Linked DNA regions of Homo sapiens: region 2 is linked to region 1. Evidence: chromatin loops called from intact Hi-C (ENCODE). Cell type or tissue: CD4-positive, alpha-beta T cell. All regions are shown on one strand. Each heading gives the region's core, and the rest is flanking DNA. Links, peaks and the distances in the headings are about the cores only.

Evidence for each region. Hi-C counts contacts between places; a loop is a spot of excess contacts. Peaks named below come from ENCODE experiments on the same cell type or tissue, not always from the same donor. Only the 100,000 strongest peaks of a DNase experiment are listed, where the experiment ranks them.
Region 2: a loop joins it to region 1, with 3 times the contacts of the local background. A loop is called at or near these places in 7 of 110 quality-filtered maps.

The regions. Positions count from the first base shown.
Region 1 is chr6:157,092,616-157,109,032 of GRCh38, reverse strand. The region is part of intron 5 of ARID1B (AT-rich interaction domain 1B); the gene reads right to left. Among named protein-coding and RNA genes, the nearest start is that of TMEM242, 220 kb to the left of the region's middle. In CD4-positive, alpha-beta T cell, for the core only: no CTCF peak of the experiment used is centred there; a DNase peak (open chromatin) is centred at 8,672; H3K27ac peaks cover 1,204 bases.
Region 2 is chr6:157,046,794-157,063,210 of GRCh38, reverse strand. The region is part of intron 4 of ARID1B (AT-rich interaction domain 1B); the gene reads right to left. Among named protein-coding and RNA genes, the nearest start is that of TMEM242, 270 kb to the left of the region's middle. RefSeq lists enhancers at 6,494-6,543, 13,742-14,242, 14,243-14,744 and silencers at 6,610-6,810, 7,470-7,670. In CD4-positive, alpha-beta T cell, for the core only: no CTCF peak of the experiment used is centred there; a DNase peak (open chromatin) is centred at 8,580; H3K27ac peaks cover 1,657 bases.

The DNA.
Region 1 (16,417 bases), core at 7,196-9,695:
TATAAATAGCTGTTAAAATATTACTATAAAACAATTGTTTTCAGGGGTTTAGGCTTTGTTTAGAGAAGAATGCAAAACTTGTTTATGTATTTCTGAGTGTTCCTGAGTGTGTAACTGCCACTCTCATTTTCAGATTAAGTGAAAACCAAAGACCTGAATTTATAGACACTGAGAAATATGCACTGTGTCACCACTAGAAGCTGCTTTTTACATTAGAACCATAACTAGTCGGGATAAAAGACCTGGACAAACAGCATAGACTTCGTTAAGTATCCATTTGGTTTCAGACATTTGTAGTAAATTAGTACTAGTACCAAATAATTAAATGTAAAGTAAAAAACACCTAACATTCTGAACCAAAACAATTTCAAGGGTAAATACTGGTCACCGACTTGGCTACAGATCTACAAAAGTTGCTGTGTGCTCACTGCAGGGTCATGTGCTTCCTATGAAATACCCTAAGGCCTCCAATCTATAGTCCATTTAGAAATTTAAAGCACTCTGCAGCCAAATACTGACTTTTTAAAATGTCACTGGGGAATCAGCTGCAGCAAGACAGTAAGTGCTTACATTATCAGGATCACTTCTGCATGACAGGCTGGATTCATAGACTCATGACAGTAAAAACAAACAGTAATTCTATGTGAACACAGGGCACCGTGGCTTAGACAGTGCACGCCCGAGGCACTGCTCTTATGCACAATATTTCAAGTAGAAATAAAAAAGGCTGTAAGTAATGCATCCCATGATTCATAAAATACCGCCACAGCCAAGCAGCACTTCTGGTTGTGTGGCACAATTCTAAGACAGATGTCTCTTTAAAGCAATGAGAATATTCACATACCAAATTCATTCTGTTAAAGATACAAGAGCTTTATCATGATACAGATCCACCCAAACCATCTTATTCATTTTCCTTTACTCCCTATCTTTCTACCATAGTTTCATAACTACTAAGTCATAGTTACTATGATTCAGTAACTACAGTAACTAAGAAACAACTTGATCTTCCACAGGCATAGTTTAAACATCGTCACAGCAGATGATGACTCAGAAAATGCATTTGAGAAAGTGATAACAGAAGACTCATTTGTGTCCTTGGCCCATGTAAAGAAGAAAATTCAGAGCCCTCCGAACCAACCGAATTCAATAAACACCTTCAAAATTACAGATTTTTATATGACATGTGTTGGTCACAAGTAAAACCTCTTAAACAAAGTGTGGTAATAATTTTTAAAGCGCATACTGCTGGGCACAGTGAACCAACCCACTTTATGAAGGCACTTTAACATTAAAATAGCTTAAAAAAATAAATAAAGAGAGCCCCCGTGTTCTTTCCTCAGCAATGTCTATTATGATGTAAGCATAATGGAAAAAAATACAACTGGAAAACACTATACTATGAATTAGAGTAAGTTCCATCATTGCACACTTCTGTATTCTCCAATGATAACACACACAGCCACGTGCACAATTTAGGTGCAGAACTGTCACCTGCATTTCTACTTTTACTGAAATAAAATTATCAGCCTAAGTCTATGCTATCATTTTCTTAAAAACGTATTTTTATTTTTAATTAATTTTAGACTTACAGAAAACTTGTAAAAATAGTGCAAGGAGTTCCCTTATATCCTTTAGCCCACCTCCTCCAATGTTAACATCTTATATAACCATAATACAATTACCGAGAAGAGAAGCTTACCTAAAGACCTCATTTGAATTACACCCATTTTTCCGCGTCATGTCTTTTTTCTGGGATCATCCCACATTTCATTTAGTGACTTTCCCTTAGCCTCCTCCAGCTGGTAGGTACTTTAGTCTTTCCTTCTATTTTGTGACCTTGACACCTTTGAACAGTACTGTTCAGTTATTTTGTAGAATGTTGCCAAATTTTATTTGCTCTGATTATATTTTTTATCCCTAAAATGAGGTTATGAATTTGGGGAAGTGTACCACAAAAATGTCATACCCTTCTCAGTACAATCTATTTTCCCATTGTAGTTGGTTAAGTATTTTTTGGAAGATATTTGAGACTATGCAAATCCTATGCCTCCTCAAACCTGCACTCACGAATTTCTGGATCCTTTAGAAGATCTTGTTTACATTTATTACAGTGGTATCGGCTAACGGTGATTCTATATTTCCCCTTTTTCTTCCACATTTAGTTACTGGAATTCCATTGTGAGAAGAGCCATCTTCTTCCTCACTTGGTTTTTTATTTATTAGACTATTTCTCTTCACTCACTGTGGCAGACACACCCTCGAGTAACCTCCAATGAGTAACACCGGTGAGTAATCCCCTCCTCTCCACTGAGCAGAACCTGTAATTCTATCCAAAGAATGTGAAGAAAGTGATGGGCTGTCACTCCTGCAACTATGTCAGATGGCAAATGTGAAAGGATTTTGCAGATATAATTAAACTCCCTAATCAGCTGACTCTGAAATAATCAAAATGGAGAGAGATGATCCTGTATGGGCCTGACATTTCAACAGGGTTCAGGCCTTCTAGGAAATAGGCTTCTCTGATGTGAACTGAGACTAAGGCAAGAACGAGAGGCCTCCAGAATCTCAGGACCTCACTCCAGCAACTGCTAGGAGATGAAGCTGCCACAATCCGAATGAAACTGGAAGTAGATTGTTCCCTAGTCGAGCCTCCAGATGAGGATGCAGGCTGCCCAACATCTTGACTGCAGCCTTGTAAGTCCTGAGCAGCTAAGAGGTGCCTGAACTCTCTGCCAGGGGAACAGAGATAATGAATGTGCCTTGTTTTAAGCTGGTAAGTTTGTGGCACACCCTTTGGGCTTTCCTTTTTTTCACGCTGTCCTGGACACACTGTCCTGGGCTCCCCAGCACCCCTTTATGTGAGTGCTCCATAGTTTACTCAACACTCTCCTGTGTATGGGCATTTAGACAGTTTCCAGTCTTTTGTGGATGTATTTTTGTATTGCTGGGGTCTATGTTCAGGGAAAATTCCCTGAAGTGGGATTGTTGGGTCTAAAGGTTACACAATTCCAAATTTCCTTCTAGAAACTTTGTACCAATTTACATTGCTACAAGCAATGTTTGAAAGGCCTGTCTCTCCATAACCTCACTAATAGAATGTATTGCTGTTTAAAAAAATTTTACCAGTCTTGGCCAGGTACGATGGTTCACCCCTGTAATCCCAGCACTTTGGGAGGCTGAGGCGGGCGGATCATGAAGTCAGGAGTTCAAGACCAGCCTGACCAACATGGTGAAACCCCGTCTCTATTAAAAATACAAAAATTAGCCAGGTATGGTGATGCGTGCCTGTAACCACAGCTACTGGGGAGGCTGAGGCAGGAGAATCGCTTGAACCCGGGAGGCGGAGGTTGCAGTGAGCCGAGATTGCACCACTGCACTCCAGCCTGGGCGACAGAGCAAGACTCCATCTCAAAAAAAATTAAAAATAAAAAATTACCAGTCTTACTGATTCTGAATGAGTTTGACTACTTTTTCAGATTTTAGGGCCATTTTAATATCTTTCCTTGTGAATTGTTTGTTCAAGTCTTTCTCCTATTTTTCTGCTTACGTTCTTAATCCTTTGCCCTGGAATTTTTAAGGGTTCTTCATATATTAGAGATATTAGCCCTTTGTCTGTGGTATATATTGTGAATATCTTCTCCTAGTTTGTCAGTTGTCTTTTAGTTTTGCTTACGGTGTCTTTTGTAGCGGAAATTTTTTTTAATGTTGTCAAATTTATCAGTCTTTATTTTTATTGCCTCTGGATTCTGAGTCACAGTTAGGAAGCTATTCTCTCTACACCAAGGTTAAAGAGGAATTCACCCTAGTTTTCTTCGAGTACATACATGTTTTTTTTCCATCTCCCTTGAGTTTATTTGATGTGAGGATGGATCTAACTTAATCTCTTTGCACGTGGCTCCCCAAGTATTCCAACACAATTTATTTAAAAATCCATTCTTAGCCCAGTGACTTGAAATATCATCTTTGTCATTTAATACATGTTCACATGTATTTGGTCTAACTCTGGACTTCCTCTTCTGTTCCACTGGCTAGCACACACTATTTTCAGTTCCAGTATTTTTATACCATGTTTTAGTGTCCAGTAAGAATAGTGCTCCTCACCTTTTCTTTTTCAGTGTTTTCTAAGTTTTCTTGCATGTTTTTCTATATGAACTTTAGTATCAACCTGTCCAACCATATAAAATAGCTCACTAATATTTTCACAGCAATTGGACTGAAATAATCAGTCAAGGAGAACTCATGACTGCTGAGTTCATCCCACCCAAGAACAAGAGACATCTTTCATTTGCTTAAGTCTTCTTTAGTTTCTTTCAGGTACCTAGAGGGTTTGTATATTTTATGTTAAGTTTATTCCTAAGCACGTAGTCTTCCTTGTTGCTACTGTAAATGGGATTCTCTTCACCATTATATGTCTTTTAACTGTTTATTGTTTGTGTATAGAAAGACTACTGCTTTTTGTATGTTAATTTTATGTCTCACTACCGCATTAAATGAATTCTTCCACTGCTAATTTGTCATTGATTCTCCGGGGTTTTCCAGGCTTACTATTATATCATCCGTAAATAGACAGTTTTATTTCTCCTACACTCATCCTTATGCCTTTAATTGAGTTCTCTTGCCTAACTACATTGGCTAATATCTGTAGTACATTACTGAACAGTAGTGAAGATAGTGATGATCCTTGCCTCATTTGTGATCTTAGTGGAAATGCCTCTAGAGCTTCCCTAGTCCATAAGTGAAACTAAAGCATATACATTTTACCATGTTGAGATTGTATCTCTCCATTGCTACTTCCTTGAGTGTTTTTATCATAACTGGGTGTTGAGTTTTGTTACAGAGAGGATTTCCCCCCACCAGATGTATGTTTATGGTATATATTAATAACAGAGTTGTTAGGCCGGGCGTGGTGGCTTACGCCTATAATCCCAGCACTTTGGGAGGCCAAGGCGGGTGGATCACGAGGTCAGGAGTTCGAGACCAGCCTGGCCAACATGGTGAAACCCTGTCTCTACTAAAAATACAAAAAATTAGCCGGGCATGGTGGCAGGTGCCTGTAATCCCAGCTACTCAGGAGGCTGAGGCGGGAGAATCACTTGAACCTGGGAAGTGGACGTTGCAGTGAGCCGAGATCACATTACTGCCCTCCAGCCTGGGCAACAGAGCAAGCCTCTGTCTCAAAAAAAAAAAAAAAAAAAAAAGTTGTTAATATTGAACCAACTTTGCATTTCTGGAATAAATGCCACTTATGATACATTATTTTCTTAATGTACTGTTGGATTCTGTTTGCTAATATTTTCTTTAGAATCTTACACTAGGAGAAGTTTTGGGAGAATTTTATCCAATTAAAAATAGCTTTTAAGAACTAAATCAAGATAAGTACCAAATTAAATATTCAAGTAACATAACTCTGGGATTTTAGTATATAACACAATTGGGAAAAAGAGGCTAATATGTGTATTTTGGTAAATTAGCACACATCCAGTAATGTATAATGTACAGTGGATGGACTGAGACATGAATATATTATAGCTCAGCATACTTCATAGAACAAGATGGTGGGGCAGTCAGTACTAACAAGTGCCACGTTCTACGATTTTTTACAACTGGACACAGTATTAACACTTTCCATAGTTCTTAATTTAATTCCGTTCATTGTCTCAACTGACTACAATGTACATTCCATACAGACAGAAAATTCAGACTGTTTGGTTCCCCGCTATATTATATCTCTTGAACCAGGCATATAGTAACCATTCAATAAGTATTTGTTGAAAAAAAAAAGTATGGCTAATGATTCCAGGAACCAAGCTCAGATTAATAGATAATTAGATCTTTGTAACTCATCTGTAATCATGTAGTTTTATCTTATTATTCTAGATGAGGATTAGACAAACTTTCTCTGTAAACTGCCAGATAGTAAACATTTTAGGTTTCACAGGCCATATGTTTTCTGTTCCAACTACTCACCTCAGCTGTTGTAGTTCAAAAGTAGCCACAGACAATATGAAAACAAAATAGCATAAATAAAACTTTATTTGCCAAAACAGGTGGTTGTCTGAATTTGGTCCTTAGGCTGTAGTTTGTGATCCCTGTTCTAAATGATAATATGAGTGAGTAAAGAAACATTCAGGAAGGCCGGGTGCAGTGGCTCACACCTGTAATCCCAGCACTTTGGGAGGCTGAGGTGGGTGGATCACGAGGTCAGGAGTTTGAGGCCAGCCTGGTCAATATGGTGAAACCCCGTCTCTACTAAAAGTACATAAAAATTAGCCAGGCGTGGTGGCGTACACCTGTAATCTCAGCCACTCAGGAGGCTGAGGCAGGAGAATCACTTGAACCCGGGAGGCAGAGATTGCGCCACTGTACTCCAGCCTGGGTGACAGAGCAAGACTCCGTCTCAAAAAAAAAAAAAAAAAAAAAAAAAAGAACCACTCAGGAGGAATACTTGCTGAAAAAGCCAATACAGATGAGTATTTAATAACAACAGCACTGACATAGAAATCTCACATTCTTCCATATTTAAAGGGGAAGGCTTCATAAATAAATGTCAGTAACAGAAGTTGCTTTATGCTCTCTCCTATCTATATGTAAGAATGCGCTGGGTTCCTTAGCACTTAATGCAGGCAAAAGTCTAAGACTTAAATGGTAAGTACATTTAGCAGGTAAATGTTTAGATAAATGATTACTTGTAGTTTTATTTTTCCAACTCTTTCGGATCAGAAACAAACCAACAAATCAGATCAACTACTGATCAGATGCAATTGCGTAAATTATACTCTACTACTTTTGTGTTGGGATGGTAGAGAATAAACATGAGGTGAATAGGATTCCCACATTAATCCTTTATTGAGGTTAAAATTCCTTGGGGATAATTCCTTTCTACATTACTACAGTATACAACTATAGAAAAAGAACAAGAACACTAACTCTGAACCACAACCAATTCTGGCAAACAAACCATTCACCCCTTTTCAAATAATACTGCATTATCTCCAGTATTAGTAATACTAATAGATATAGAAATATTCAGAAATTCCATGTTTCAAAAGTTGTAGTGGCCATAGAAAAATTATTCCTTCCTTTCACATCATTACAGCTAAAAAGCCAACTAACCTAAGATGGATTTAGTTATCTGAGATGGAATATTGACATGATTAGTCAAGATAGCAAATCTGGAGTCTGAATGACAGACACTACTTGATTTCGGTTTTAATGCCTCAGATCCATTCTATCCTTCCAATTTTCCTACGTTAGCTGACTCTGGGCAAAAGTGAAGAAAGAAGGAGCTAAAGAGAGAGCACTGTCTAGAATATACATTTATTTGTCTTACAAGTTCGCAGGTAAATTAGAGATAGCTTGAATGTACCAAATGAGGTTAAAAAAAAAAAAGAGTACTCACTATATAGAGGGCAATGTCCTAAATTATATTCTTCGATTAGTAATTCAAGAAGATTGGCTTTTTATAATTAATGTGAAAAGACATGTGAAACCATGGAAATTTGGATAATTTTCTTGGCCAATCATCCTCAATACATGGAGATCATGAGGTGTTTAGTGGCAAGTACTTGGGCCCTCTTCATAAACTCTGTGACAGTGGCAAGGGTAAGACAGACCTATTCTTAGGTCCGTGTGAATTAAACTGGTTGTGGTTCTTGTTGAATTCTGAGAAGAAATGAGGAATGCTTCCAGTCACTTTGCAAATAACTCTATCATGATCAAGTTACTCCCATGGGATGGTGCTACAAAATCAATACATAGTTCATGGTTTTCAGCAATTAGCAATTGAATTAATTCTTCTACTCATCAAGAATTCTTGGTGGTGTCATTAACTTTAGTGAGAAATTAAAAGAACACATTGTAGCAACCAAATACTGATACATTACTACTATGATCGTGTTCATCTTGTGCTTCCCACTGACTGTGCAATTCTGCTGCTGCATCCAAAATTAAAACACTGGGTTGCTTTATTCTAGTACAGCCTCATGGAAATCGGCTCTCTTTCAAATCTTTAAAGTAGAATACGGGTCTCACCTGCCACCATCTGACTTTACCGATCTTCTGGAGGATGCATTTCTTATATTCTGCCAAACCCACTAGTAATTACACTATAACTTCTTACTATGGGTTGTATTTAGTTGCTCCTTTAATTTCTGCAACATGAAGAACTGGTCAGGATCTTTCCTTCCACCATGATAAATGACAATATAATTTTGTTAAGAGACAGCATTGGTTGGTTGCATGGTAGACTCCGCATCTGTGGAAATCACTGTACATCTTATCTCAGTTAGTAAGAAGCTAGAGTATGGTAAGATGGTACAGCTCTGCAACACAGCACAAGGATTTCATGGGTCATTTCTTTAAAAACCTGCATAATACCTAATGGTGTAAATGAAAAATACATTTTTGATAATCCATACATTCAACAAATGTCCTAGTCTCAGGCATTTATTTAGATGAGTTAGAAAACCCACAAGTTATTTAGACATAGCATCCTTCTGTTCAGTGTTTTCTATTTCACTTGCTTCAAGAACGGAAAAAAATCCCACTTATTCTCAGAATGAAGAAGCAGGCTGGCTGACACCAACTTCGATATGCTCCAAGCAAACTACTGAAATACAGAATCTGCTCAGGCTTCCGCTTAGTGGTTCCGGTTAACAGTTTATCTGAAGTGCGTGGGTGTGAACTTATAACACTTCCTATTGTTCAGCATGGGGTGTGTGTGCCTCTGTCTCTAATAAGATCACCTCACCCTTTACCAAAAGGTCCTGTATCAGGGCAGAGGGGTGGGGAAGATGTTGGTGAACAGGCTGTCAACACAATTCTTTATTGTGAATAAATCCTATCTCAGATTAGAGCAGTATAAACCAGAAAGTAATGTTCTTCCCTACCTTTCAACTGAGAACACAGAACCACAGCAATTTGGTGTCCTCACCTTGAAGGAGTTAAGCCCCTGCTTTGAGAGATAAACCTTTTCATGTCATACAGCTCGAAAGTTCATTCAAAACGGGGCTAGACTTTCCTAAATCCTTATCCAAAATATTACAGACTATTCATGTGTCATTAGGTCCTAAAAATACAGATAAATGGGCACTTCAGAGGCTATCTGACTTGGATACTCCCGAGCCATGAAGGGAATAAGGATACTTCCAATTCCCGAACTTGAGAGAACAAGACAGCTCCCACGCACCGTTCACAGGGCCATATACCTTTATTCTAAACAAACTAATACACTGTCAAAAACCTGCCGGATTAAGCTTTTCAACTCTCCTCCCTACTGTGGTCTGAGTGTTCCAAGTCTTTTTCTAAACCTCACTCCTAGGCTTGAAGATAGATTAGCTATAAAGGACGATCAGCCAACAGGTAGAAAACAGAAGTGAGTATGATGTGGTCTATGTGAATTATGTCCTCATAAAAGCCCTTAAAGACCAACTTATAAAACGTTACTCACCCAGCCTGCTATCATAGATTCAAACCAGAACTTTTCTTTTATTAATTAAACATACTAAAACTACACAATGTTTTTCGCATGGGTCCTCCTCATAACTCTGTGACAGGTGCGAGGGTAAGACAGACCCTTGCAAGTTGGTTTAATAGTCTGATCACTAATACCCATGAGATCCCTTTTGGGGAGATACCTTCCCACAGAGAACTTGGGGCAAAGAAACTGAAAAGTCTCTGGCAAGGCAAAGGACAAGTTAAGTCAGAGGATACATGGTGATGCACGGACTTCTAGACTTAACTATTTAAGTCAGCACAGCTTTGATTAAAGATAAACTGGAGTTGGCCCAGCGCAATGGCTCACGCTTGTAATCCCAGCACTTCAGGAAGCCAAGGCAGGCAGATTGCTTGAGGTCAGGAGTTCGAGACTAGCCTGGCCAACATGATAAAACCCTGTCTCTACAAAAATGCGTGGTGGTGGGCACCTGTAATCCCTGCTACTTGGGAGGCTGAGTCAGGAGAATTGCTTAAACCTGAGAGGCGGAAGCTGCAGCGATCTGAGATCATGCCACTGCGCCCCAGCCTGGGTGACAGAGCGAGACTCCGTCTCAAAAAAAATAAAAAAAATAAACTGGAGTCATAAAACATTTACATACAGAGGATTCTCCGCATTAAAATGAGACATTTTTAGTCTGGATGACTGCTAAGTGGCCTGAAAGGTGTGGGAATATAATGTGCTTTGGGTTTGACTGAGGCACAACTCTCAGGGTGGCGGCTGGCACAGCTCAGCCTGGGTCCCACTGCACTTGCCACTCCACTCAGGACCGACTCTGGGGAGGTGAATAAAAACTGTGTCTTTGTGGATAAAACAGCCATTAAATAAAAGATGGAACTTTAAGGAAAGCTTCTCAACTTTAGTTAACTTCAGATGTGAAGACATGAATAGTAAATAGGCAGTATGACCAAAAATGTGATTTGGTTGAAAGCAGGAACCACTTCTAACTTTGGGAATCTTGAGGATCTGCGAGGCATCCCCTGTGAAAGTCCATGATGTCCTGAAGTACATCAACTACCATGCTGAAAATCTGGCATTCTCATCAAAACACACCCTTTGCAATAGCTTTAAAGCTCAGGCATACAATTCCAAGGTCTACTGGGCCACGTGAAAACCCACTTGTGGAGGGAAAGGTCTATTCTCCACATTTGGGTATGGCATCGCTAGCCCGGCCTTCCCCCAGGAAGTCCGGATTCATAGCACTCTGCTATCTGTAAGAAAAGAGGTAGGTTCTGAACTTTCCTCAGGCAGAACACCAGACATAAAATGCTGAACAGCCACCAGCTCCATTCTCTCGAATCCTCGCTTTGATGTAAGGTAAGAGGCGGCGGGGAGAACACCAAATAGAGGGATGGTTTATATTTCTCTCACCAGGGCAAATTAATAAAAACAAAACCTAATTTTTCCCTTCTCTCACCCATTCTTATTCCTCCTCAATATTTTTCCTCTTTCTAAGATTCCTTTTTTGTTTGAGAAGCTTAATATTTGGCTGCCTCTGAAGAAATGGGTATAGTGACAGATGAAAGACTTGTATTCATCGTCTAATTCAGAATAAGGGGAAAAATCGACTGCTGTGCATTTTAGATTCTAACAACCTTGCAATTTTGTATAGTCGTTTCCCCCACCCGTTCTTTTGAAGAAATCTGCTTTTATTCTGCTAATAACTAACCACAGTTGCAGCAGCATGGATCCGATTAGCAGTTCTTATGACACAAAGGGGAGAAGAAAAAAAGCTGTGAACAGGGTTGCCAATTTGTCCACCTGGGCCCCCAGGAGAAAGATTAGCTGAGGCGCCTGCCTGCTCCCTTTCTTCCACTTGATCGCTGCTCTGTGCTGCCGGATAGAGACAGGCCTTTTTAAAGCCAAGGCACTTTCCTTTAATCAAAGTTTCACTCGCCTCCACCCTCTCTTGTCACAAATTTCTCATTCTGGGTTCCAACGCTTCGTGACAACTCTGCCTGTAAACATGGGTGGTTGGCTATGAGAAGTGCCACATGCGGATGCTCACTCCCTTGGAGTCATTTTGCACCTAAAAGAGAATATAGCACGTGAGCGCTTGCTGTGCCCTGTAGGTACGAGGGACCGTGTTTTCCAGACCAAAAGGTGGCACACGTGGTCAATCAATGGGCATCTTTATGCTGCGTCTGGATGTCAGAAGAGGGAGGGAAAAATACAGGGTTTGGGAATTAAATATTGGAATTTGAGGGAAATAACACAGAATGTATAAAGTTGAGACCAACAGATAAAACACTGGTACTATAGGTGGCATGGTTTCTATAAATTCTCCATTTAGATATAGAATTAAGTGTCAATTTATGTACTAAAATAATATGCTTTTTCTTACAGAGTTTAAAATTTCATTGCATTTGTGATTATACTAACTAATGACAGCTTGTTTTCATGATAAAACTTAAGATTTTTAAACCCTTGGCATAAAACTCATACTTTTAAAAGTAAAGAACGAGACAGCTAAAACCACTTACTATTCTGAAAAACTTAAAAAACAAACAAACAAAAAACCCCAGGCTCCTGAGTGAAATCTCCAGGATCTAAGGGGGATAAATCAACACTTCACAATGTATATTTGAAGGAAACCAGCACCTGCTTACCTTGCTTCACTATCACAATTCACACCATGACATATTAATACATTTGGGTGTTTAAATAAGTGCTTTTTCAAGAGATATAGAGTTGCACAATGAAACCCGGATTAATCAATAACCAGACTCCTTTTTAACAGTGCTGGGCTTGTGAGGTTGCTGGGGGGAGAGCAGACCTCTCCAGCACGAGGCTAGAACTGGGAGGTCCAGGCGGGTGGCAGTGGGCACCCTCAGGGACCCCGCAGCTCAGGAGTAAACTCTGCCAGAGGCAGTGCCAGCCTGGGCACGGCTAAGCTCTCCATGCTGAGTGCCAGGGGACAAGGAGGGCTGTGCAGGCCACAGAGCCTCTGACTGTGGCAATGTGGAGAGGAAGGTTCTCGAGCACGACCTCAAGTACTCTCCATTACTTCTTTCAGATTGGACTAAATATTCGGCAAGCACACTTGTGAAAGGTATCTGTCACAGTGGAGTCGCTTTCAGGAGGGAGGGGAAAAGAATGATCCCATGGAGGGTGAAATGCAAAGGCAGAAAGATGGCTCCAAGCCCACAGGAGAAAGGTTATAAGTCACCAATTTCAGAACTCTCTCCTTTTGAATTCCCATTTTTCTAAGAGAACTGTGAGTTCTTTAATTTGGCCCATGTTTACTGAATAGCGCTACTTGCCAGGCACTGTTCTTGGCACTGGGGACAAAAAGAAGAAAGAGGCTCTCAGCCCGCCAGGGGCTCAGGCAGCTGGGGCAGCCCTGAGGGAGAGCTGAACTCCGGGGCTGCAGGGGTCAGCAAGGACTTCGTGAAGGGAAAGATCCTTTAGCGGGGTCTTGAAGGGTAAGGAGGAGTTTGCTGGGCTGCATGAAGAGTGGGATGGATGTTCCAGGCAGAAAGGATAAATCACATTATTCTTTAATGCAGCTCTAGGGACAAAGATCTGACGCAAAGTCATGGTCAGTGGTATAGAGACAGGGAATTCTCAACTAGTTCCTCCGTCGGCTTCTAAGAAAAGGCACTGAGGCCACATGAAAAACGAACAAGCAGCAAAAATATATCCACTGAGGCTCGCTTCTCTTAAAATGTGATACTTTTTTTTGCCTTTTTTCAAGTAGAATTAAAATAACATGATTCTTGGATTTCATGTGAAATGAACTTCAGGTAACAATTGTGGAAATGAGGAAGTCTGCTGCTAACTGAACTGGACTTGAGAATACAACAGTATTTTTGCACAAGAATTTTTTCTGTGACATTACTTTCAACTGAACCAAATCTAGTTCTAGAAAGATCAGGGGAAAAAACCTCAGCACTATGCCGCCCTTAACACATGAGCTAATCATCCCTCAACTTTCCTGTGAGAAATGTATGTGCTCCTAACTGGGAAGACAGGCCTCCTTCTCAGGCACGCCCATGGAGCACTGGGGAAGTGCTAAGTTGTCTTGGACACGGGTGCTCTCTTCCATATTCTAGAAACATTTCTTCTTGCATTTCTTTTTCACAGTCTCTACCTTTTTGGGTACCCCAGGGTTTCCTCAGAATTCTTCTCTCAGTGATTCTCAGCCTTGGCTGTGCATAATAACCACCTGGAGAGCTTTAAGAAAGTACTGACGGAATACCCCGTGTCAGACCGATTAGCTCAGCATCTCCAGGGCTGGGCCAGCACCGGTCCTTTCCCAGGCATGTTGTGTGGCGAGTGCTGAGGAGCACTGACCTTCACTCACTCCCTAGGCCAGTACTTCCCAGACCAGCAGCTTCAGCAGAACTAGAAATTATTGGAAATGCAAACTCTCGGGCTCCACCCCACAACTACTGAATCACAAGCCCTCCAAGTGATGCTGAGGCAGGCTGGGTGCCCAGGGGACCTCATCCTGAACCCTAAAGCCTCACACACTCATTTTTCCCACCAAAATACTGCCTGAGTCCAGATCTTATCCAACCTCCTATTCAAAACCTCCCTTAGGATGCCCAGTAGGAACCTCAAATACAGTATGTTTAAAACCAAACTCTCGATTCCCCTTCAAAAACGTGTTCCTCTGTCTTCTGTACAGAACCATCATTTACCAATTCCTTCGGCCAAACTCCTTCTGCCACTACTCCCGCTATGTGCACATCCAAGCGGCCATCAACACTCCGCGTGGTTACTGCAGGAGCCTCCGATGTCTCTGCTCCCACCTTCCCCTACAGTATACTGTCCACTTAGCAGCCACAGTGAGCCTCCTAAAACCTAAACAGGATTATGCTATTTCCTGCCTTCCCAACCTTCCAGAGGGATCACATCACACTTAAACTCCTAAATCGGCCAGGCGCGGTGGCTCACGCCTGTAATCCTAGCACTTTGGGAGGCCAACATGGGCAGATTTCGAGAGGTCAGGAGTTCGAGACCAGCCTGGCCAACATGGCGAAACCCCATCTCTACTAAAAATATAAAAATTAGCCAAGCGTGGTGACATGTGCCTATAGTCCCAGCTACTCGGGAGGCTGAGGTAGGAGAATTGCTTGAACCTGGGAGGTAGAGGTTGTAGTGAGTGGAGATCGTGCCACTGTACTCTAGCCTGGAAGACAGAGTGAGACTCCTTCTCAAAAAGAAGTAATAAAAAAACCTCCTAAATCATAATCATAACCTACAAAGTCGTTAGCTCCTCTCTCACCTAACTGCCCACACATTCTGCTCCATTGCCCGTGACCACTATGCTGTGGCTACACTGATTTCCTGGTGTTCGCCGCCCAACACACTAAGCACAATACTAACTCAGGGCCTTTGAGTTTGCTCCGTTCTCTGCCTGGATCTCCTTTCCCAGATGCTCACATGGCTTGCCCCTGCCCTTCTTTCACTTCTCTTGTTCAAATATCAGCTTCTAAGAGAGACACCTGCCCTAACTAGCCACTGCTATCTAAAGAAGTAACCTGATTTTTTTCCTTGACTACCTGACAATAAAGTATGTAGTTATTTATGTATTTCCTGTCTTTCCCACTAGACTTTAAGTTTCACGAGGACAGGACCCTTTGCAGTTTATGTTCAGCGCCTTTACCCCACTTACTACGCCTGCAGCATAATACACACTCAGTGCTTTGCTGAATTAATGACAGAATAGAATGATAAAATAAGGCAGGAAGGAAACGGAACAATTAGGATAGTTGGCTTTCCACAGGATATCTCCTGGTATATCCAACACTCAAAGTGCAACATGCTACTTTTCTAAAACCATCAAATGAAGTAATATATTTGGCATCCTCAGCAAGGTCACACTCTTGGCATTCAGCTTTATGTATTTAATGCAGTTTGCAAGTACAAACTCCCATGTCACTTTCTGTTTGGAAGGGAGAATATCAACATTAACAATTCCTAGTTATATCATTTATAAACATGCAGATGTGGATTATGAAAGATTAATGCATTTTAGGATTAGTGAAGGCATTCCGTTTGTCTCATGCCGAAACCAATTCTGTTCTTCATTAGTCAATGACAACCCATATCACCCTGTTATGGAAGAGAAATCAAAGATGCAAGTGTGTGAATTGAGAATAAGTGATGAAACTGATTAGTAAGAGTCTTAACGGCTATAATCAATCAACACATCATAATAATCCTGGCTCCAGGGTTATCAGAAGACTGGGAAATAAACCTAACACTCTCTATAAAATGGTTTTGTTCCTTCCACAATTGTTACTTATTCTCTTTTAGGAAACATGGTGATATACCAGAAGTTTGTGAAATCAACTTTAGGAGCATCTTGACTCTAAGTACTATTCATTTACCCACCATTTTCCAAAATGTACTCAAGTGATTTTTGAAACTTTTTACTTCTAGGCTAAAATTAGTTCATAAAAGCTTTTGTACCCCTCCATTCTGAATCTTCATTCTCAGCGAAGGGAGAAGGCAGCGGGTCAATGCCAACAGCATTTCCACAGAGGCAGCACACGCAGAATCCAGACGCAGTGACACTCAGCTGAGCAGAGGTTCAGAGCAGGGACAGCCTACTCAGCTCAAGAGTGAAAACAAACAGAACGAGGTGTCTGAAGTGCTTCTCCAGAGAACAATGCAAAAAAATAATGGAGAAGTGGGAGTGGACCATTAGACCCACCATGAAAACACATGAGTCACTGCTGAGATTGCAGAGCAAGAAAAAGGCACATAATATTGCCTTGGTGACACAGGCTTTCTTGTATTTTCATACACAGAAGAATAGAGAAAGGGAACGGAAATTGACAGGATAATTTAAACTGAGTTGCCCAACTTTTTTTAATTAAGAGAGGAGCAAAACCAAGTGGGAATTTGTATTTTGATAAATTTCTATTGTTTTCTTATTTCTAAATGTGGGAGAAAGAAGAGGAGAAA
Region 2 (16,417 bases), core at 7,044-9,543, 46 kb after region 1:
GCTCATTCACCTGTCCTGGAAACTGTCCTCTCTCCCTTGGAACTTGATAGTAATCTAAGATTCAAAAATGTTTAAAAGAAAAAAAAAAAGGGAAAAGCCACCACATTAAAGATTCTCTACATTCTTCAAATCCAAGATGAGGATGGTCAGTAGGACCCATCCATTCTCATTCTGAAATGTAACTTATTTCTTTAAAATATATTTTAGGCTGGGCACGGTGGCTCACGGCTGTAATCCCAGCACTTTGGGAGGCTGAGGCGGGTGGATCACCTGAGGTCAGGAGTCCGAGACCAGCCTAGCTAACATGGTGAAATCCCATTTCTACTAAAAATACAAAAAATTAGGCAGGTGTGCTGGTGCGCACCTATAATCCCAGCTGCTCGGGAGGCTGAGGCAGGAGAATAGCTTGAACCCAGGAGGCAGGGGTTGCAGTGAGCTGAGATCGCGTCATTGCATTCCAGCTTGGGCAACAAAAACAAAACTCCATCTCAAAAAAAAAAAAAATATATATATATATATTTTAAAACATACCAGATTAACAGACACTTTGTATGAAACAACAAACATCACAGGAGGAAGGCAAGTAGCGAGTGCTCATCGGACCACCGTCATCAGTTTCTTATGGTACCCTGTCCTCATACCTTCTATGAATATACAAGGGAAAATTTAAAAATCAAACTCGTGTCTACAGCAATTAACAAAAGGAGAAACAAGCCATGTTCGGTGGCTCACACTTGTAATCCCAACACTTTTGGGAGGCCAAGGTGAGAGGATTGCTTGAAGCTAGGAATTCAAGACCAGCCTGGGCAATGCAGTGAGACCCCGTCTCTACAAAAAATGAAAAAAATTAGCTGGGCATGGTGGTGTGTGCCTGTGGTCCCAAGTACTTGGGAGGCTGAGGCTGGAAGACTGCTTGAGCCCAGCAGTTGGAGGCTGCAGTGAGCTATGGCGCCACTGTACTCCAGCCTGGGTGACAGAGGGAGGCTCTGTCTCTAAAAAAAAAAAACAACAAAACAAAAGGAGAAACAGAAACAGGGGAACATACAATAGCAAGAGAAAGCAAAAGAATCTAATGTTGTAGCTATGTACTTGGGAAAGTAGATTCGGCTTATCATGACTGCTTTGTCAAACATTTTATTATCTCCAAAAAGTGACAGCAGTGACAGCACGCATGGGCTGTCTTTAGCTCCTTTCATTTTTGCTGTCTCGCTTTTCCCACTGCAAACTCAGTGGTTATTAGCTGCTGGAAAAATTTACCATGGTGACTCTTCCATAAAAATACTTTCCTCCTACCACACGATGCACGTTTGGAAAAAACATGGCACAGACATTTCAGTTTAATTGTTCTTAATTGGGTTGTCTGAAAAACAAAAACAGGCTTTTTTATGCTGTGAAAAAATACACAAAGGGTGGAATCAGCTATCTTTTTTATTTCTGGTATATTATTTAAGGAATGGCACAGAGTAGGCACTTTGGATGGATTAGAGTTATCAGATAAAATATGGGAACTCAGTTAAATTTCAGAGAAATAACAAGTTTTAAGTGTATGTGCCATGTAATATTTGGACTTATACTAAAATTTTATTCATTGCTTATGTGAAATTCAACTATAACTGGGCAATCTTTTTTTTTTTTTCTAAATCTGACAACCCTGAGATGGTAAAGGCAATAATAACCAGGAGTTAAAATACCCACGCCCACTGCCCGAACTCCTCCCCACAACTGCGAGATGTCAAGCAGGTGACCTCACCTCTTGGTTCTTCTGTTCCATTCTCTATGAAATGGGACATCACCTGCCATACCTTGCAGGGTTGACATGTGGAGCACTTCCATGTGCTCCGTACCATTCTAAGTGCTGCAGATAAGTAATGTAACTCTATCTTCACCGCTTTGAGATATTTACTATTATTGCTCCCATTTAAAATTTTACTATTATAATTGCCATTATGCAAACAGCTAACAAATGTAAATTCAAATGCAGCCAGGCTCTCAATTTAATGCAGTAAAAATAAATATATGATAAAATGTATAAGAAAGACACAAATAGGATATATTACAATTAAAGAATTAGAAGGAATTAAACTTTGACAGGAAAAAAAGATTGTCTTGGTTGATCAGTTGAGGGGACAGCCTGAGTCACGAGTCCACAGGAGGTGAGACAGACCACACAAGACCCTCTGCCCATCCAGAGGTGCCACAGCAGGTTGTGGGGTGGGGAGTGGGCAGAGCACTCCACTCTGTAACATTTTTTTAAAGGCTGAAAATAAAAAACACCAGCAGCTCCAGGGGGAAGAAGCTGTAAAAGATCATTTGTGAGTTAACTAACCACAGATGGGGCAAAATTAACCTTGGTGTGGACAAGGAATTTGTTGAGATGGAAAGGAAGGACAGCTCAGAGAAGCTGAGAAGGAAAAAATAGCAGGGGGTTAAGGACTGAATCAAAAATGTGTAAAGTAAACCATCAGCAGATATTTATTACCATCTCAGGATTGTGAATCTGTGCCAAGACAGCATGGTCGGGCTCTTGAATGTGATGAGACAATGAAAGAATAGTAAAAAAAAAAAAAAAAAAAAAAAAAAGTTCAGATTTTGCTTCACATATATTAAAATGCTTTCAAAATAAGTTTAAATCTATATGTTAACCAGATTGAAACTTTGTGGTTGTGTGTGAAATTGTTGTTATTGAAAAGTATTATTTAAGAAAAACTACTAGTGAAACAAGTGATATTGGAAAATTATTTATTCTTCTATGGCACTAGACCTTGGGATTTTACATTTATTAATCAAAGTATGTAATGTTCGTGTTTGCATACAAACAGAGACTACTTTGCAAATAATTATTAATAATTATTTTTGTTCCAGATAATTAATCTTAAAAAGTTGCGCACATGTCTACTATACCCTATTACAATGTAAAAATTGAACACTCTCTGCTTTACCATCGTATTGGTTTCTGAATTCAGAGCTGAGAGGCGCTATGCTATATAATTTACCTTAAGAACTGTTTTTATCGACTGATGGATTGTTTTCCCAGATGTGGACTTATCAGCGGTCTCTTTAGTACTGGTATCTAGACAGGGAGTTGGCAGTAAAGTTCCTGTTTCACTAATTACATTCTTTTCCAAAAGTTCACCCTGCCTCGGTGTCCAGGTAATTGCAATTAAGTCAGGAATCTGGTAATTAGAAATTCAAGTGCCCTGCCAGGAACAATACACTTCCTCTTGACACGCTGCCCACAAGAACTAATTCACTTGGAAAGGACAGAAGCTGATGTGAAGTGGCAGCGTAGATGCTGATTAAGCAACAAGCAGTGAAATAAATTTTTCCCCTCCTTGTTCTAAAACAAAATGCATTCTATCTCATTTAAACTCCTAGAAAGCATTTTGTAAATTCTGAAATGCACAGACAAAAGCATAATCACTCATATTCAGGAAAGCTTGCTCTCTCTCCCTCACAAAATGTTTCCCAGGCCAGGCAGGAGCTTTAGAGCCCACCAGGTCTCCCAGGCAGTAGAAGGGGCGTGCTAAGGAAATTTAGGGTCACTTGTATCTTGCTAATCATTGTTTAACCCCAGAGCTTTCCACAGGGCCTGGCCCACTGAAAACAATTAATAAATGTTGAGTAAACTAGTCTCAGAACCTCTTTGTCAATACTCTAATCTCAGAAACCTTTTGGTAAAATATAAGAATAAACATTTATTTGACTTACCAATAGATTAATTTCCATTACATGAATCAGACTCTTTTAACCTCATATTCTGCAGTATACTATCAAATATTTACAAACAATTCACTATGTAATGAAGATTTCAGGTAAGAAAGGAAAACACGATAAGTAACTTTATCTCTCTAAAAAGCAAGGGCTTAGCTGATTCTGTAAACCATTTTCTAGCGAATGGAGTAATTTCACCAGCTTCTTTTATTCCTGACATCACACAACTCTATTATATAACAAACTGTTACACATGATAATGTAAAACTTTCATTTATACATCAATTTACTATTTTCCAAGCACTTTCACATTTTCTCATTTGATTCTAAAGATACACAACTAATCAATATATCGTCTCTTAAATCTTTTCTCATGCCAACAGATACCACACACTGTCGATAAATGAATATATTTTTATCAAAAAAAAAAAACAAAAACACAATTTCCAAGCTGAAGTACCTTTGGCTATAACTCATCTCATTGAAACATCTAGGCAAGGTGTTTTGGGGCCTCCAAATCTTTCCTACCAAAATCCGCAGCCCCAGCTAGATCTGCCTATTCATTCCTGCCTGTCTGTGAGGCTACCCTCCTCTGCAAAGAGCTAAGTCAAATCTCCTTCAATGCCTGATCACCCCAGACCACGTGGTATTTTCCCTCTTCTATGTCTTATTAACCACATATCGCTGGTCAGGTGCTACCCAGCCCCATCTCTCCAACTGCATTGCAAATGATGAGGGCCAGAACCACGTCTGCCACCGCTAGTGTCCTCAGCACCCAGCACGGGTGAGTGAGGCAGGAAGACGCTGTGAGCCTCAAGCTGCCTCCCGCGGATCACATGGCTTGCTTCTGTGAACATCAGGCCATATTAAAGAGGGTGACTGACATCACAGTTGCAGGAAATAAATAATTTGGCACAAAGATTAAGATAAAGTAGGGCTGGGCGCGGTGGCTCACGCCTGTAATCCCAGCACTTTGGGATGCCGAGGCGTGTGGATCACCTCAGGTCAGGAGTTCAAGACCAGTCTGGCCAATATGGTGAAACCCTGTCTCTATTAAAAATACAAAAATTAGCCCAGCATGGTGGTGTGTACCTGTGGTCCCGGCCACTCAGGAGGCTGAGGCAGGAGAATCGCTTGAACCCGGGAGGTGGAGGCTGCAGTGAGCCAAGATCCTACCACTGCACTCCAGCTTGGGCAACAGAGTGAGACTTCGTCTCAAAAAAAAAAAAAAAAGACCAAGATAAAGTAGTTTGAGAAACAGTTGCTGATAATAATTTAGAGAAAAGCCTGATGGCGTTCAGCTGGTCATCTGGGCATATCTGAACTTCGTGGCCCTACTGGAGGTGAAGTGAGGGTGGTAGCAGACAAGCCACCACAGGATCAGACAGGACAATGACTTCGGTGTGCATGGAAGTTGGGTGTCTGTCTTGCCTTACTATGCCACTGCTTTCCTTAAGTACTACAGTTCATCTTGTAGTCACATGAGTTCCCAAAAACGGGTGCATCCATAAAATACTCATCAAAACTCAAAAAATTCTGCAAAAGAAAGAAAATTAACTAGTAATTTTCATGTCAACATTAGTAATTCCTCTGGAATATCAGAAAACCACTCAATGTACTCATAGAGTATGCTGTTGGTATCATCAACCCTATCTGAAATTAATCCTCCTAAACTTTTGTTTGATTCTAGAATCAAGCACAGGAAATATTTATGGCTATTTTAAAATTTTGACACATTTTCAAAAATAATGAGACTTGCTTTATATACGTTTTTAAATTTTCGGCTCTATGGAATTCCCCCACCTAAAGGACTGAAATCAAGTGCATACAAATCCTATTTAAAATATATTATTTTTCTCTAAAGTAATTCTGAAAGGAATCAGTGTTAGCAAAGATAAATTCAAAATAACGTGCCAAGCATGGTGGCTCACACTTGCAATCCCAGCTACTTGGGAGGCTGAGGTGGGAGGATCGTTTGGGCCTAGGAGTTCAAAGCCAGGCTGCACAACATAGTGAAACCTCATCTTACATAACTATCTATCTCATCTATACAGTTATAGATGTGTGTATATACATATATACCTGCAAACATAATTGAAAAGATTGATTTTTTTAAAAGATAAAGGATAGTTTGGATTTTTAAAATATGTTGTATTATATTTGATTCACAGAATTGAGAGAAAAATATATAATTATTTAAAAGTTAGGACACGTGGTGGCTCACGCCTGTAATCCCAACACTTTGGGAGGCTGAGGCTGGTGGATCATGACGTCAGGAGATTGAGACCATCCTGGCTAACACAGTGAAAACCCATCTCTAATAAAAATAGAAAAAATGAGCCAGGCATGGTGGCACGCACCTGTAGTCCCAGCTACTCGGGAGGCTGAGACAGGAGAATGGCGTGAACCCAGGAGGCGGAGCTTTCAGTGAGCCACGCCACTGCACTCCAGCCTGAGCAACAGAGTGAGACTCCGTCTTAAAAAAAAAAAAAATTCAAACAACTGGGGTAATAAAATAACCTGCACAACTCCCATGACGCATGCTTACCTACACAACAAACCTGCACATGTACCCCTGAACTTAAACTTATTTAAAAAAAAGAAGAAAAGTTTTAACAAAAAAAGAAGAAAAGTTTTAACAAAAAAAGTTAAAAAAAGCTTTTTAAGAAAAGTTTTTAACAAAAAAAAAAATTAAACAAAATTCAATTGCCTAAGTTTCTCCTTATATGCTCCAAAAATGATTAGTCAAAACTAAACATCAAAATGTTTAAAATATTGTTTAGACAAAAATTTTTTCTGAGCATTTCAAGTCTATCAAACTAACCAGACACAGCAGGGCCTTCTTTTTCTATTATTTGCATGCCTATGAAGATTCATGAGATCATAACCAAACATAACTACTGGAAGGAGAAACTGAGATCATAAAAACCTTCAACAGCAGCACTGAAAACAGAAACGCAGCACATCCTCCACCCACCCCAGAAGTGCATCAACTGCACAGTAAGAGCCTGTAGTAAGAAATTACTTATCTCACTCTATGGCAAAGGTTCAGAAGCTAACAATAAAACTGCTGCTATGATGGATAGCTCTGTTAAAGATGCTTATCATTTCTTTTCAATGTTGTCAGTCAAATATGTTCCATAATATCCCACTCTCATTTTTCCAAAGCTGCATTTTAGAAAAATTCAAGTTAAGGACATTTTGAGTACATGTAAAAAAAAGACCTTTGTATCTCTAAAATCTGAGGGCAAATGTGAAATCAGTAGCTGTGGGAGGCAGATTTTTAAGATGGTTCCTAAAACTCCCAGCCCCTGGTATACAGACCCTACATAATGCCTGACCCTAAGTATGAGGTGGGGGCGGTGTGGAGATGACAGGTAACACTTCTGCAATTATGTCACTTTATAGGGTAGAAGGGATTTTGCAGATGTAATTAAGGTCCCTAATCAGTTGACTTTGGTGTTAATAAAAGGAGATATTCCTGGGTGGGTCTGACCTAAAGAGGTGATCCCTTAAAAGAGGTGGGAGAGATTGAATGCAAATCTCCTGCCTGCTGCCATGTTGTGGAGACAGGCACGGAACTGCAGGTCACCTCCAGAAACTGAGAAGGGTGCTGGGTTAGCATGCGGCATGATGGTGGGAACCTTAGAACTCCAGCCACAGGGAAGTAAATTCTGCCAACGGGTGAGCTTGGAAGAGAACCCTAAACCTCAGATGAGACCACAGCCCTGACAATACCTTATCTCAACTTCACGAGATCCTGAGTAGAGGACCCAGTTATTGGACTCTTGGCTACAGAAATTGTGAGATACTCAGGAAGAATAGTTTTAAACTGCTGAATTTGGGGGTAATGTGTTACTCAGCAACAGAAAATTAATACATTTGAAACCTCACTTACCTTTCAAATCTCACCAGAGGAGATCTGTAAGAATTTTCAAATTTTCCTTTTTGTTAAAGTTAGCTTTCTATTGTTATCAAGAATATTATAATCAAATTTAAGGACTAGAGAGCAGTTACTACAGTGAGCAGTAAAGGTTTGAAATTTAAGGTGATATTTGGGTGTTTTCTTTTTAAAGCAAAAATTTTGAGCAGCTACTTCTAAAGAGTACTTTGTACAAGTTCTACGGGTGAATTTAAACGACAAAGACAGAAACAAAAAAAGATTATGTTACTGGAAAGGAAAATCAAAGGCATAAAAATAAGATGGGTAAACTAATGATTATTGTCTAGTTAACCAATTAATGATCTGTATCTTTTCTATAGCAGCATATTATTGGAGATCTGGCTTGAAGTAGAAGGAAAGATAATCACTCATCATTTCCAAAGGGAAACCAATGCAAATGGTCCCCTTATCCACACAGCAGGCACTAAGCTCCACCTGAGGTATCTGCTGGCTTCAGTGGTGAGGTGGCTCCTCTCTGGAAAGCCCCCCTACTTCCCGGCTGATGCCAGCTGAGGAGGATGCTTCCCAGTGGTGAGTTCTGTTCCCTCCTCTGCAGGTTTATGCTACAAGTTACTCCAGTTCTAAACTGAATGGAAAATGGAACCAGGTGATGTATCCATGTGAAAAGAGACCCACCACTGGGGATGAGTGAGCTAGTGAAACGCTGCTGCAGAATGAGGTACGGCTGAGACAGCGGTGAACCATGGACAGGAGGGAGGTACACGTGAATAGACATTTATGTGTTTTATGCTAAAATAAAATGTATAATGATTGCATCATTTTCAAAGATTTCTGCTTTAACCAATCTGACAATCACCCCTGTAACAGTGACATCTAGTAAGTAGGCCTAGGCTGTGGTTCTTTTGCCTTTCACAGCTCAATGTGAACAACTATTTCCACAAACCTTGCTCTTTAGGTAAGAACCACTTCCTCAGACATAGAACAAAAAGCCCCAGATAGGAAGTGAGGAGATGTGAGGTCTAGGTGGTTACTAGTCCTTCCATGAGCCTCACTTCCTACTTTTATAACACAGGGGCAATAGATTACATAATTTCTCATGTCCCTTGTAGCTCTGAATCCTATCACCAGATTTACATGTTTATTATAAAATAATACAAACACATTATTTCAAAAAACTATAACTCACTACCATTTTAAAAACCAAATATTTAATTGGGCAGTAAGAACATTAAAAGATGCTAAGGAAATTGAAGATAGTTTGATGCTGCCTTGTGTTACAAATCTCAGTTTTAAGACACAGCATTTCCAAGGGGAAAAACCTAATCTAAGGCAAAGAATCACACAGCTCCTGGCCATCCACCTTCTTTTTTTTGAGACAGAGTCTTGCTCTGTGGCCCAGGCTGGAGTGCAATGGCACAATCTTGGCTCACTGCAACCTCCGCCTCCCGGGTTCAAGCGATTCTTCTGCCTCAGCCTTCCGAATAGCTGGGATTACAGGCACGCACCACCAGGCCTGGCTAATTTTGTATTTTTAGTAGAGACGGGGTTTCTCCATGTTGGTCAGGCTGGTCTCGAACTCCCGACCTCAGGTGATCCACCCATCTCAGCCTCCCAAAGTGCTGGGATTACAGGCATGAGCCCCTGTGCCCGGCCTAATGTTTTTATTTTTATTTTTTTGTATTTTAGTAGAGACGGGGTTTCACCATGTTGGCCAGGCTGGTCTTGAACTCCTGACCTCAGGTGATCCACCTGCCTCGGCCTCCCAAAGTGCTGGGATTACAGGCGTGAACCACAGTGCCCAGCTCATCCACTTTCATAGAAGAAAAATTTCATGCTATCATAATAAATCAAACTTATAGAAAGGCTTGATATTATACACGTAAGCAACAAAAAGCCACAGACATGATTCTTTTCCTAATCTCATAAAACAAAGCAAACCCCACTCAAACTAAGGTCCTTAAAGAGGGAATCATTTCTACATTCAAGTGATAATAATTATAGCCAAAATTCAGGAATAAAGTTGCAGGATTGAATAATTGCCTAGTAGGAAGCTGAAATTATAAACTACTTGTATTAAAAAGATGTAGAAAAGTTAATAGTTTTATATACTGCTCTGTTTATACTATTGACAAGAGAAACCAGTCAAGACAGCACATCCCCCAAAGGGCTATTGCTATCTTCAGAATAGCTAGCTTAAATTCTGCATGATAGGCCAGGGGTGGTGGCTCACACCTGTAATCCCAGAACTTTGGGAGGCTGAGGTGGGCAGATTGCCTGAGCTCAGGAGTTCAAGACCACCCTGGCAACACGGTGAAACCATGTCTTTACTAAAAATACAAAAAATTAGCCAGGCATAGCGGTAGGCGCCTGTAATCCCAGCTACTCGGGAGGCTGAGGCACGAGAATTGCTGGAGCCCTGGAGGCAGAGGTTGCAGTGAGCCGAGATCATGCCACTGCACTCCAGCTTGGGCTACAGAGTGAGACTCCGTCCCTAAATCAATCAATCAATCAATCAATAAAATAATTCTTCATGATATTTTGCACTGTTGTAAATCAGGCTGGTAAAAACTGCTCTTAGCGCTGGGTGTGGTGGCTCACGCTTGTAATCTCAGCACTTTGGGAGGCTGAGATGGCCAGATCACGAGGTCAGGAGATCGAGACAATACTGGCCAACATGGTGAAACCCCGTCTCTACTAAAAATACAAAAATTAGTTGGGCATGGTGGCATGTGCCTGTAATCCCAGCTACTCGGGAGGCCGAGGCAGGAGAACTGCTTGAACCAGAGAGTCAGAGGTTGCAGTGAGCCGAGACTCCGCCACTGCACTCCAGCCTGGTGACAAAGCAAGACTCCATCTCAAAAAACAGACAGACAAACGAAAACTGCTCTTAGGTGCTGTTGTTTGGTACAGGTTGCTATGTTTGTCCAATCTTTGTCCATTTCTTAAATTCTTTGAGGCAAAGTGCATCTTTTCCTTTGCAACTTCTGTTTTGCTTTACAAGATATTCTGTATAAGCAGCCATTCAGATTATGCCTGTTTAAGTTACACAGCTACAAGAGTCCACTTTGGAATTCCAAGGACACTGATGAAAATATCCATAGGAAACTTCACTTTGTTTCACAAGGAATGTGCAAATAAAGGTGCCAATTATATTGGGGGAAAGTAATCAGCCCCAACAAAACTTATTTGAGTAGCAGAGAGTGGCATCTGTCTACAGTTGACATCCAGTCCAACAGGCCGACTTGGTTCCACACGGATCTATTACCATTCAATACCCTAGTTGAAAGCTATTCCCTGATCAATTCTTCTATATGAGATAAGTCACACAGGCTGAGAAGCTTGACTGTCTAGAGATAATTCAACAATATACGAGGATCAGTTTCTTCATTTTACTACATATATATATAAATAACCTCTGTTATCCAACCTTTATTTTCATTGCTTCACCTACAAGACAAAATAGCACAATTGGAGACATTTTCCTACGTCATTACTTGGTAAAATACGACGTACCTGGAAGCCCACAATATATAGAAGGCCTCAGCCTTCAGTTTTTAACAGTCTTTTTCTGCAAACTGCTGTTCTGGTGGCATTTTCAAAATAATTACCTATTAATTAAATTGACAAAACTAAAATAAAGCAAAATACATCTAATCATATAAATAACCATACAGATAACAAGAGAATTTTAAATACTTTTATGAAATATGGTTACAAAGTAATATATCATGTGACAAAAGAAACAACATGAAAAGAAATATACCACTCTCCATAATTATTTTTGCATAAAAATATCAATACCTAAGAGTGTGGTGCACGAGGACTGTACCAACTGCCTCAGATCCTGTTACTCAAGAATCATCTGTACACTCTCTAATTATATTTTTACATTCTCCTGGTATTATAAATATTCATTTTTTTTCTTTCCTCTGCCTGCATTTATTGAAAGATACACAGGCACAAGAAGTCTAGCATTCAAACATTCAAAAGATACAAACTATAAAATTCAGAATTGTTGCATATTACATTTCAGTATAACCTAAAGTACAGAGTGAATTTAAGAGGTTACAGATTACAAATAGTCATCTAAAATAAAAACGATTCCTTTAACATTTTTTTTTTGCTTAATAAGAGAATCCATTGTAAATTCTTATTCCAATTATTATTTACTGAATTCCAAACTGCATTTTCCGTTAGCATTTAAATGGATAAAGGGAGCTGCCTGGAAGATCTAGTTTCGTTGTGCTCATTTCTATCTGCTGTTTTAGTTTAAGGCACATTTTCCTTTATTTCACTTTTCCACAAGCCATAAAAAAACTCATTTCTAATTCATCCGTTCGTTCAGCTTAACCTCTCTTCTCAGCAATTAAAGCACTCTGCGCATCCCTCATCTATCACACAGCCAGCTAAATAATGCATTGCGTCCCCCGCTCATCTTTTATCATCCCAAATGACAGGTATTAGCATATCTCCCCAGTCAATTACAGTGCAGCAGAATAATCACAGCATAATTGGGCGAAAGCCACTCTAATCACCAGCCCTGCAAATGCGCAGAATAAAAACTGAGTGGCAGTTCAGACAGGCCTTGCTCTTGTCCATGACTCTAGCCAACAAGCCTGGCAGATCTCCATTTCCTGCCTTTTAGAACTTATCCTTTAGGGAGGTCAACTTCTCTAGGCCTCCTATGTAAAAGGAAAGAATGCATACATGTGTGAATGGGAAATATTTAATGTGTAACACACATATATGTGCATCTATTAATATTGTGCCTGCGATGTTTGCACATACTATTACATAGCACATCATAAACCTTTCCACTGTTGATCAGGAAACAAAAAAGTCATTTTATGAGTATGATGTCATTAGAAGTACTATTACAGGGCTCATATGAAGGTAAAACAAAAAAATTAACTTTTTTAATGAAGGTTATTTACTACCAAAATTGAAGCCCTCTAAGTGTCTACATGATAAAGAAATACCTTCTGCATCATAAAACTCAGGATTTCTTCTTCCCAAATTATTCATTTATCACAAGTAACTTTTTTATTTTTGAGATAAGATTCTCGCTCTGTCGCCCAGGCTGGAGTGCAGTGGTGTGATCTCCGCTCACTGCAACCCCCGCCTCCTGGGTTCAAGCAATTCTCCTGCCTCAGCCTCCTGAGTAGCTGCGATTACAGTCACGCACCACCACGCCTGGCTAATTTTTGTATTTTTAGTAGAGACGGGGTTTCACCATGTTGATTAGGCTGGTCTCAAACTCCTGACCTCATGACCCACCCGCCTCGGCCTCCCAAAGTGCTGGGATTCTAGGAGTGAGCCACCATGCCCAGCCACAAGTAACATTTTTTAAATTGAGTTATCTGTTGTTCTTCCTTGTTGGGGGACTGGGTACAGGGGGTTTCATTGATGATATACAAAGTGGAGCTCCTTTGGCCCCTCCCATTCTTCTGGGCATCTGAGATGGAAACTGTGGGGATGGAAGACCCTCAGTGAGGTGGGGGCTGAGTCAGGGAGAGACACCCCACAACTGAGAGTGTCTCTCTTCCTTTTGCTGGTGCTGATGTTCCAGGGGTCCCTTACTCCTTGGAGGCCACAGGCGTTGTTATTCTTGGACTGTAGCAGCATTCAATGCATGTTTTAAAATCATGATGATATGAAGTGCAGGTTAACACATTAAGATGACTGAAGAAAAGACACTTATCCTTTTATGAGGAGATTAAAACTTAAATGAGACAAAAATAGGAATACAATGTGAGAAGCTTTAATATGTAATGTGAAGATTTAAAAAGAAAATTCTAGAAATGTTTCGAAAATTTGTTTGAAATTAATTTTAGAATACTTCTTAAAATTTTATTGATTTTACCGTGATATTTAATGGATAAGATAAGCCTATATCCAATTCTCATTATAAATAATATGTATTCATTTGCTGCTCTGTTCTTCACCTCCCCTCTTCCTCAATGAGATACAAAAAAATTTATTCTGAAAGGAAAACTTAATTTGTGGAAGAGTGAAGGGAGGTTAAGAGACATTTCTTATAAAAATGTACATGGCTTCTTAAGAAACAGCCAATTAAATGCTTTAAACTGCCATGTGTAGCTAGGGGAAAAAAAAGAAATCTCCTGTAGGACTTAACTTCCTCTACGCCGATTTCAAGGGCCAGTCCTGTCCCTCCCCGTACTTCTCTCCAGTTCCTCACACTGACCCCTCCTTTTCACATGGCCATCTAAGGCCACACCTACTGCAAGGAGAAAACTGCCCAGCTACCAAAGGAAGGTCACACTTGAGGAGCACTCTGGCCAGAGAGAGAGAAGGCTTCATCCCACCTTGGCCACGGTCTAGAATCGGCCATGGCAGAGTGGCCTTGCTGGGCACAGTGAGCAGCAAATCAAGGCAGCAAGTCTTTTTTTTTTTTTTTTTCTCCAGACTGAGTCTTGCTCTGTCACCCAGGCTGAAGTGCAGTGGCATGATCTCAGCTCACTGCAACCTCCACCTCCTGGTTCAAGTGATTCTTGTGCCTCAGCCTCCTGAGTAGCTGGGATGACAGCTGCCCACCACCACGCCTGGCTGATTTTTGTATTTTTAGTAGAGATGGGGCTTTACCATGTTGGCTAGGCTGGTCTTGAACTCCTGACCTCAAGTGATCTGCCCGCCTCAGTCTCCCAAAGTGCTGGGATTACAGGCGTGAGCCACTGCGCCTGGCCTTAAGGTAGCAAGTCTTGGTGACTTGGCACACTGGAACACAGAGCCACTGCGGGCTGCATGGATGCTCTGCTGTGGCTATGCACAAACGAATAAATCACACATGGCAAAACTCTCTGCTTAGTGATTCCATCGTAATCAAGACACCAGCCGAATTCAGGGAAGCATGAGATCAGGCGACTATGACAACAAAGCAAACAAGATATGATATTTATTACTCTTATTATTTAGAACTTGTAATATTTTCAACCACAATTCTGTCAGACAATGTATTCCTTCAATACACAGGAACACACTAAGGCAGTAATACATTATCAAAAGCCAACTGTTAAAAGACCAGAGTAAAAGCAGAATTTAGACAAAACAAATAGTCTCCCAGACTTTTTATTCCTTCCAAACTTGTTATTTTAAGTTATAATGTGAAATGTTTTATTTGCATTATCACTTCCAGAGCTCTGCATGCATTTCTGTTGGCATATCTTTGCAAATGGACCCACAGGATGCATTACTTCGGTTGTAAAATGGTACTTTTATTGCTTATTTGGGAATATCTTTTACAAGTATTTATCAGTGATACATCTGTTATGCAAGTATTAATTCAACAGGTTTCTTAATCCAAATCTGATTTTTAAAAATCATCCCTGATATATTCTTTAATTCACATAAATGTTCTACTTGGCTTTAAGCATATTCCAACATATTGGCTCTTTCAACACCAGCCACGTTGACATTCTCAACTGACTTGCAAAAATTGACATGGCTTGGGAAGAAGCCAAATTTAAGGCAGGAGGAGGGAAGGAGGAGGGCTTTCACCATCTGAAGAAACAGAATCTGCTTTAAAACTTGGCAGTGCAGAGAACCTAAAACACACGCAATCAAAATCACCCCCATCTTCCCTAGGATATTTTCTTTGCTTCTTCCCAACAAAATCTCAAGTAGCTTGATGATTACTAATATGATCACAGTAACTGCATGCAAAGGAATTTTACAGGCAAGTCCTGAAACACGCCTCTAATTACATGTGCATGTCCCAAATGAACAGGTGTTTGAGGGTGGGGATAAGAGAATATATGCATTTTTATTATTACTAGAAAATTAAGTCCTCAAAAACTAGTGCCAAAATAATGTCCCCAGAGATACATGGAGTCAATCAAACTCTAAATTATACAAGTAAATAAGCTTGCTTCCAGCATAACTCCTTGCTCTCTTAAAAAGACCACTTTTCAGACACATAGCACGTGAGGCCATGTTTAATTCCTAACGTCTTTTTACAAAAATGAACAGAATCTGACAAAGGCAGGCATGAACTACACTAAATTATGGTCCCTCCACTCACCTTATCTTCACCATCACTAAGGCAGGGCAAACATTTCTGCACAGTGGACTTGGTAGATCTTGGGACAGCCGCGATGCTGTCAATGAATCTATCTAAACACTCTGTCATCTACCATCATCTGACAGAATACTTGGTCTAGAAGAAATGGAGTTCCTATTACACCAAGAACTCCTCTGATTATAATATACTACTTCTGATTTTGCATATAATGCCAAAACATATTCTGGAAACGTCACACCTTCTTTGCTGGGCTTTCTGGCCTACTGGGTACTCTCATGTCAGTTAAGCTCCACAAACATCTCGTGATCACCTAATACCTCACAGAGTGTGCTCATACCCATTCCAATTGGAATAAACTACTTTTAAAGAAAAATACCGTTTTCACTATTGAAAGCTGATCTAAAATGATATTAGAGTCCTAGTACATTGGGTTGAACCATATGAAATTGCCAACATTACACCATTTTTTGAGCTGCGAAATGCCAATTCTGTAAAATGTAACCTAATATAGAGTTCCTAAACTTGAGAGGACTGATTTAAAAAAACAACAACACAGGCATTGCTGGAATTTTTTCATAAAGTACACAGGCCTGGGAAGCAGCAACTTCTAGCTGAGCTTTACCACTAGACAGTGCCTAAAATAAGTCACTTTCCCTCCCTCAGCCTTTTTCATTGTGAAAAAAAGAAATTGAAAAAATCTTAGGTTACATTTTCTCTTTGAGAAAAATGCTGAAAAGTAACTGGCCATAGCAGCTCTAAAGGAA